Linked DNA regions of Homo sapiens: region 2 is linked to region 1. Evidence: chromatin contacts called from ENCODE Hi-C data. All regions are on one chromosome and are shown on one strand. Each heading gives the region's core, a stretch centred on a gene start or an enhancer-like site at or near the end of the contact. The rest is flanking DNA. Distances are from core to core; before and after follow the strand shown.

Evidence for each region. Hi-C counts contacts between places; a loop is a spot of excess contacts on that map. Pooled maps may share reads with other maps.
Region 2: a map of K562 shows a loop between it and region 1 (2.5-fold over the local background). The contact joins the promoter of LINC00954 here to the enhancer-like site in region 1. A Hi-C loop is called at or near these places in 11 of 168 maps with a recorded cell type or tissue (HUES64, HepG2, IMR-90 and 7 more), 4 of 37 single-sample maps with no recorded cell type and 10 of 50 pooled maps.

Annotation. Positions count from the first base shown.
Region 1 is chr2:19,744,727-19,748,930 of GRCh38, forward strand. No RefSeq gene overlaps it. Among named protein-coding and RNA genes, the nearest start is that of LINC00954, 120 kb to the right of the region's middle. Within about 2 kb of position 2,370, at least 2 of the 41 ENCODE cell types and tissues checked have a DNase peak (open chromatin) inside an H3K27ac peak, as active enhancers do; they include tibial artery, where a contact is called at or near this core.
Region 2 is chr2:19,866,680-19,870,883 of GRCh38, forward strand. LINC00954 (long intergenic non-protein coding RNA 954) reads left to right here and starts at 2,175. Exons shown (of 10, transcript NR_033875.1): 1 at 2,175-2,273; 2 at 2,817-2,934; 3 at 3,723-3,867. RefSeq lists an enhancer at 1,887-1,936.

The sequences.
Region 1 (4,204 bases), core at 1,120-3,619:
TAGATGGGAGGGAGTGTCTCCAGGCAGAGGAAACAGTGAGAATCCCAACAGTAGGCAAAAGAGGAGTGCTCAGTTCAGGGAACTTGGGGGAGTCCAGTAGGTTGGCGCACAGAAAGGGAAGGGCGAGCCAGGAGATGTGAGACCAGAGACAGGGGTAGGGCCACAGGTGGACTACAGAGGTCAACGTTTCTTCTAAATCTGAGGGCATGGAGGTAGCAGCATGGCCTGCTCTGAGTCATAAGTTAGAGCCACCCTGTCCCATGTGATACCCATTAGGCATATGTGACTATTTAAATACTTAAAATTCAATAAAACTGAAATGCAGCTCCACAGTTGTACTAGCCATATCTCAAGTGCCCAATAGCCACATGTGGCTGGTAGCTGTCATATTGGATGGTGGAAGTGTGGAACATTTCCGTCATCCCAGAAAGTTCTACTGAACAGCGCTGCTCTGGAACAGCTCTTCCACCTCCATGGAAAAGAAACAGAGTTGGAGTCAAGGAGGCTGGTACAGAGGAGAAAATGCTCCTAGACTGGGACCGATGTAGAGAACTGAGTGGAATCAGATAGGAGAGATACATAAGGGTAGAAGAAACAAGACTCAGTTACCAATTGGCTGGGGTGCCAGGGTGGGCAAAGAAGCCGGGGAAGACAAAAACAAAGACCTGTTTTCTGGCATGGTTAGCTGGGAGTGAGGGGCAGTCACTCACAGTGGGAGAAAAGAAAAGGGAAGAAAGAGTGAGTCTAGGAGAGAAGGGTGTTCAGTGTGGGTGTGCTCAGCATGGGGTGCCTGCAGAACACCCACAGGCTGATGTTGTGTGGGTGCAGCTCAGCCTGTAAGCTCTGGGATGGCCAGTGGCTGGGGGCTGTGAGGCTGAGCTGAGGGACTCTCAGGAGTGGTGTGAATGCAGGGGCTAGCACCACCATTAGTGTGCTGTTTAGTATACCCTGCCGCTTGTGCTCCGTGGCGACCAGGGGTGGCTGCGCTGCCAGATGGAGACACAGGTGTGGTGTTTGGGAAGTGGGGCTGGGTTCTTGGGGCTGCGGGTTCCAAACTGCGAAACTGCAAACTACAGACTTTATGCTGCGTGTGAAAGACTAAGGGGCAGGGAGAAAGGGGCTGCAGAATGGCAAAATTGTCTCGTGAGGCCAAGGGATTGTGGCTTTGGCCTGTTATTCTGAGAGTTCAGACTGTAACCCAAGGCCGGAAGACGGCTGAAAGTCACGCCAGAGCCTCCTGTCTTCCCAGGGTGGAAACTGTGTTTCGAGTTGCCTGGCTAAATCCCCAAGAGGTGCTCTCTCGGGAAGCAGCTGGGAGAGGAGGACAGAGGGATGTGCAGACAGCAAGCAGGCAGCGCTGGGCACCGCTCAGGGTATAGAAGCCACCAAGCCCTAGACCCCGGCAACCTTGCAGGTGGCTCAGGAAGAAGGCTGGGCTTTGTCCCCACCTCGCAGCTCCCAGCACACTGGAGGGTGGCGGCACACAAGCGTGTTGTTCTCCAAAGCCACTGGGGCACTTCCTGTCAGTTCACATAATTGAGTATTACAGTATTTAAATTGCAAATTGACGATTATTTTTACAGGTGTCATTTTAAATATAACACGAAATTTCTTGACATGACATCAGCCCTACCACACAAACAGCTGCACCAGGCCGCCTGCATGTGTGGGGCACATGGCTGGGCCAGTCATGTTACGACGTACACCACAGAAGTGCAGTGGGAGAGCATGTGTGTGTGTGTGTGTGTGTGTGTGTGTGTGTGTTACTGACATGGTGTGACAGTCAGTGTATAGATGTGTGTGGTTGGGAATGTGTATGTGTGGACCCATGTTTGTGTGTGATGGTGAACATGTATGTCTGTACAGATCCATGTGAATGAAGGTGGGAGGCATGGGGTATGTGGAGACATTGGGCCTAGTGTGCCGGAAACTGTGTGTCAGAGCACCCCGCTGGAGGCCCCAGCCCCACAGGAGATCATCGCTAGACAGGCGGAACCTGGCCTGTCTCTGTCTCTAGAGCTGACCATGAGGTTGCTGCAGGAAGTAGACAAGCTCTATTCTTAAGGTAGAGGGGCTGCCAGGGTGGCCCAAGGTGGTGCTGCAGTGCCCTCCAGTGGACAGTGCCCCCGCCCCAACCCCCAGCCAGACCCACAAGTGGATTGAGAGCATGCAGCGTGTGCCTGACCCCGGGCCCACGTCCTCATCACTCACCCACCTGAGTGGTACCGAAGAGCCTGCCCTGAGGCTCCCCCAGCTCACAAAGGCAAAGACTTAGGGGAGCTTGGGTCAGGGCTGAAATTCACCACCCAGGGCCCTCCAGCCTTTACCCCAGCTGGGCCAGGCATGCCATGGCAATGCCCCCACCTCCAAGGTTGGCCACGGGTGAGCCTCTTCCAGGAAGTTTCCCGAGTCCCCAGGCGAGAGGAACTCCCTTCCCTCGCAGCCCTTCCTCAGGGTACAACTGGGTCTCCAAGGGGCTACAGTGCCCCTTGAGTCCCTCTAGAAGCCTCAGAAAACAAGGCCTGGGCCTGGCATGGCACCTGCTACCTGCACTGAGCAGAACACAGAGCAAGACAAAGAGAAGACGCTCTACAAAACAGCAAGTGTTCATTTACTGTTTCATGTAACTAACTGTGAGGTTTTTAGAGACAGAGACAGAGACAGAGAAGGGAGAAGGGGCAAACGACGCAGGCTCTGACCTTCACCTAGCCCTGTACTTAAGCAGTACTTAAGCAGGGAGTGTGAGCACTGTACTTAAGCAGGGAGTGGGTGACTCAAATGTAGCAACTGTGCTAGGCAGCTATTTTTAGAGTGGAAAAAGGGATATCTCAGGGAGAGACTTAAACCTAACAAAAGAAGAATTTTTCTGGGCTTCCACTCTAGCAAAATGTTATTCGTGGCACCAACAAGCACCCACCAGGCTGTCTGGCCACAGATGAAGAAGCAGCACAAAGCTGCATGGGCACTGGCCTGGCCTCAGCCTGGGCTCCCGAGGCCAGCAGTCACTGCCACTGGCCAACGCCCTGAGGGATGGGGCATTGCAGAGGAAAGCAGGGGCATCCAACCACTGGGAGCCAGAGGGTTCTAGGAAGGCCAACCATGGCCCACCTTTGCCTTCAGAATCGCAGCCTACATTTGTATCAGCAATGAGCTCCGGGCTCTCTGGTATCACCCCCAGGGGTTTAACAGGCCAGGTCAGGCCTGCAAAGATCTACGACTGCCTGGAGCTGACCACCTTAACAACCTGCTCTCCAAAGGCCAGCCCACCCAGAGGCCCAGGCTTCTCACTGCCCTGCCCCCCTTCTTCCAGGCTTCACGGCATTGCCCTGCTGTGACACCAACATCTCCAGCTCACTTTAGAGAAGAGAGGGAATCGAAAACATATGAGCCATGTGGAAGGGGCAAGGAGCCCACTGTTTTTGCAATGTGCCAAATCCACACGACAGAGGGCGCAAGCCAGAGGGCTCCAAAGAGGACTTCCTGTAGGCTGCGACCAAAATGGGTGTGGCTGCTCAGCCCTGAGCCAGGTGACCTGCCTCTCCCAGGCAGGCCTGAGAGGTCTCTTTCCAGGTGCCGGGCCTGTCCACCTCGGTCCCCAGCAGCTCAGGGCTAGGTACTCCCATAGCACACTTCTCCCTCCTGTCTTCTTGCCCTCTCCCATGTCAGAGCCAGGGAAGAGAGGTCCAGGTGAGAGAGAGGGAGACACAGAGCTTCTCACCATCAAGAATGAGCATGAAGAAAGACTTGCCCAAAACGTGGAACAACTTGGTGGCCACTGCCTGCCCTGACTCCCGGTCTACCACTGTTTTCCAGGCAGCCTCTGCCCAGTCTATGACCTTTTCCTCTGCCATTTTTGGCTGACATCTTTTCTGCTTCTCTACATTGCTGTCCTTTGTCTCCATCATTTACCAAGCCTAGGAAGTGCAAGAGAATCTTTCATGCTGCAAACACATTGCAGATGTTACAAATCGAGGTCCCAGCCTTAACTGTAGGCCCTAAACAAAGCTCTGATTCTTCTCCAGCATCTTCTCAACATGCATCTCACTTCTCTGAGGAGCTTGCAAACAGCTACAAATGTGGCTGGCAACCTTATGCCAGTGGTGGCGGCTTTAGGAAAGGAGGTAGCGTCACAGCGGACAGCAGGGTACATTCACAATCCAAGAAGACGGAAATCAAAATCAGTATCATTATCGTCATTGGCGGC
Region 2 (4,204 bases), core at 925-3,424, 120 kb after region 1:
TCCCTCTAGCTGATTTAGGGGTATGAGTAACAGTTAAAGCATCAAGAGAAGTAGCCACCAAATAGAAATGAAAGTATGGTGCCATTTCTGCTCATGTAGCCACTACCCCTAAAGAGGCAACACTTGTAAAGCATCCATGGAGTAAAACAAGTCTGCACATCTCAACAACTCAAGGGCACTAAGCAAAGACCATGGAGCTGCAGCAACAGGATGCTATTCAGACTGTTAGGAGGCCCACACATAACTCATTTGAGAGCACAAGGTTAATAAGTGGCAGAGCCAGAACTAGAGCCTAGGTCCTTGCACTCACGGTCTGAGCTCATCAGTGTGTGAGCTCACTTCACCCACTCCATTCCTACAGCTACAGAGTTCCCCGTGGAAGTCTCAGTTGCACACCAGAGAGGCATCTGGGGGAAAATGTTCCACCTGGTCTCATGGCCTAGGAGACAAAGAACCCTGGGTTAGGATCTCAACTCTGGACTTAGTAATGACCCTGAATAAGCCTGGGCCCTCATGTCCTTCCCACCTGCAAAATGGAGGCTGTATCCCTGTTCTAGGCCCTCTGCAACAAAGCATCACAAACTTGGTGACTTCAAACGACAGAAATTTATTCTCTCCCAGTTCCGGAGGCCAGAAATCTGACACCAACTTGTGGAAAGGGCCTCCAAAGCCTCGAGGAATCTTTCCTGGCCTCTTCCAGCTTCTGGTGAATGCAGGTGTTCCTTGGCTTGCGGCAGCAGAACTCCAGTCTCTGCTTCTGTCTTCACATCACTGCTGTCCACTCTTCTATCCCAAGTCTCCTTCTGCCTTTCTCTTAAAAGAACACTTACATTGGATTTAGGATCCACCCAGATGATCCAGGATGAACTCTTCTTCTCAGACTCCCAATTACTTCTGCAAAGGCTATGTTTCCAAATAAGGTCACATTCACAGGTTCTAAAGGTTAGGTAATGAACATATCTTTGTGGCAGAATTGGGGTGGAGGGGAGCGGAGGGAGGCTCACGGTTCAACCCATGGTAAGGAGTTTGGACCACGTGAATTCCAGGTCTCACTCAGCTCTGAAAACATACAAAAATGGCAAAGGGCAACTATCTCTACCACATAAAGAATACATCCAAGTGCCTCAGGTCAACATCAACATCCCAAGAAGTAAATGGACAGTTCACACATACAATTAGAAGATGCTCTAATTAGCAAGCAGACACACGTGGGAGTTTTGCCTTTCTAACGTCAGAGAGATGCAAACTAAAAAATTTGTTTAATCTCAGAAAACTAAAACCAAATGCTGGCAAGGATGTGATGGAACTGAGACTTAAACATGGATCTGCCATTTATTCCCTGGGACTGGCTCAGGGTAGGCACTTATTGATTTGACTTGCCGATGGATGGTTAATTGGCAAAACTCTTTGGGGGGAAACTGTGGCAACATATTCCAAGAACCTTGAAAATAAAGATGGCTATTGGCTGAAAATTCCTCATCTGTACTGAGAATTTATCCTAAGGAAATCATCCTTGTGAACAAATATTTGTCTCAGCATTATTTATAACATCTAAATAGTGCAAACAACCTAAGCCTTCAAGAGAATGGGAACAATTCTGCACAGAAGTTCCGCAGCCGTGAAAGTGATGTTAAAACCGGGAGAACAGATAAGGCTAGTTGAATAAATCGGGACCACTGAGGAGGAGGCAGGGGAGGTTTAGGGGTGCCAGCAATACTTCGCTGTGGGTGATCAAGAACATGATGTGATTGCTGTAGAATCACTTCCTTAAACTGTGCATTTGTATTATGTATTTTTTATGCTTAAAACACATTTTAAGAAAAACCGAAGATTTTATTTTTTCTTTTTAACAGCTGAATCCAAGAATCCTAGGACACTCTTAATTTGTCCCAGAAGTGTGAAGTCCACCTAGGGCATAGCCGTGAAGGGCTCCCAGAACTGTACGGGGAATTTTGAGGCTGGGGTACCGCAGTGAAGTGCAGCTCACCCGGGCGGAGCGCACCTGACCTGGCTTCCACACCTGGTGGAGCGCCTGGGAGGCCTCGCGGATAAAGCCCCGGGCAGCGCGTGACCCGCCCCAGCCCAGTAGTGGAGTCCCCGCCGCGGGCCCCTTGCTTGCAGGGTAGGTGTGGCCCGGTCGTCCCACTCTCCGCCCCCTCCTGCTCCTCCTCGCCGTGCCCAACCCGCCCGCTTCTCCTGCCTAGGCTCTTCTTTCTGCTCCTGTCGCCATGGCCCCGGCCTCGGCGCTCAAGCGACCCTCTCGCTCCGCCCAGGTCAGTGAAGGATGGGATGCAAGTGCCCGCCAAGCCCCCCGTTTCCCACGTGGAGTTCCCACAGGGCAGCAGGGAGGGGCCGCGCCTTCTCTAACTGACCCGAACCGACCCGGGCTTCACAGGCTTCGTGGAGAGCAGCTGCCCCGCCGGCATCTTCCGGATGAGGCTCTCTAGACAACAAAGCCTTCTACGCGGAAGTTACTGGTGACAGGGGAAGGACTCATGGGTTTTTGCAGCCCGGTGTCCCCAAAACAACCTCCTGACCCCCAGCCCACCCAGGTTCCCTGCTAGCCCGCCCAACCCAGAAAGACTGGCCTGCCTGGGGTCCAGCAAGGATACAGAATCGCGCAGCTGCCCCCCACAGCCTGCCGCCCAGCATCGGTTCTCCCACCCATCTGCCTGTCCCCACCCGCTATGAGACGCCCTGGGTCTGCTTCCCTGGGACCAGCCCTCAGCGTTGCCTTAAGTGATTCTGGTGCCAGGGACTCTGAGGACCCCCAGGCTCCTCCAGGCTGGCAGGTGACCATACTCCTTCCACTGCAGACCCCTGGATGCCCAGCTGCCGCACCTCCCGTGGCCCCACGCTGTGGCTACGTGTTGTCTGAAGACGCCTGGGGAAACCTTCAGGGCCTCTGTACTGGCCTGTCATGTGGTCAACCAGGTGAGCAAGCTTCTGAGATGCCCTTGTTCAATTGCCCAGGAAACAGGTGTCCAAGATTCATATGGAAGAAATCTGGCCCTGCCCTCAGCACTGAGGACATTTGGGGAATCCAGCATCCCCTCCTGGATGCAGATCGCTTCCGCCTGGCACAGGCTGTCTTCACAGCTGCAGAGTCCTCTTGTGTCTAAGAACAGAGACCACAGTTCCATCTTTGCCTTGCCAGGATTGACCTCTAATGAATAGATCACCTTTGTAAGGTGGACCAAAAAAAAAAAAAAAAAGAGCATTTCCAGGTGGCTGTAACTGACAGCTGGGAACTGCCAGAGTGTGGCAGGAGGCCCAAAGCTGTAGGAGTTTAGAGGAAGCCGCATGCAGGCACCTTGCGCTCAGATGAGGCATGGGGTAGAACTGCAGATGAGAGCAATCAGAAGGAGACTCGTGGGATAGCAGGGTTTAACCTGGCTACGATGTCAGCAAGGTGGACGGGGAGACTGGGGCCCCAGCTATGCCTGGATTTAGGGGTTCAAAGGTATAGGGAGCTAGCAGGAGCACTTCAACAGAACAGAGGTGAGATTAGTGTCAGATCACTAAATCCTAAGTCTCTTCTGTGCATCTCTACCTGCTCTATTTCATCATGCTCCCTTCCCTGCACACCTCCAGCCGTCTGTCTACTAACAAGAGACCCGTACCTCAGTCCCACTGAGCCAGGTGGGACTGGGCCAAACCTCCCTATTTGATTCTTGCCTCATCTTCCCTGGGACTTCGGTGCTTTCTTGCCCTTCTTCCAGGATAATAGATGGTTTTCCCTCAGTGTGAACATCGAGGTGTCTGGGTTCATGGAAGCTGGTGAAGAAACCACCTACAACTATACCATGTCCTGTCCCTATTTCACATGGGCCTCGAGGAAGATTCTCTGAAGGGAACTACATGGAGGTGAGCACAGGTAACCCCAGCCAGAATGCTGGGTCTCCTGGGGCCGAAACTACCTCCTTCGTTCTATGAAGTGAGGCCACACTTGATATTTTCATGGAACCAAGTCCCTTAGTACTTAAGCCTTATCAGCCATGAAATAGACCCTTTTCGGGAAACAAGATTTGATTAAGTTGAAAGGAAATCAGAATGTCAGCGATCTCTGCACTCCTATGGTCATTGCAGCACTATTCACAATGATATAGAATCCACCTAAGTCCCTCTCAGTCCCTCAGTTGGATGAATGGATAAAATGTGAAATAGATTAGATACACACACACACACACACACACACACACAG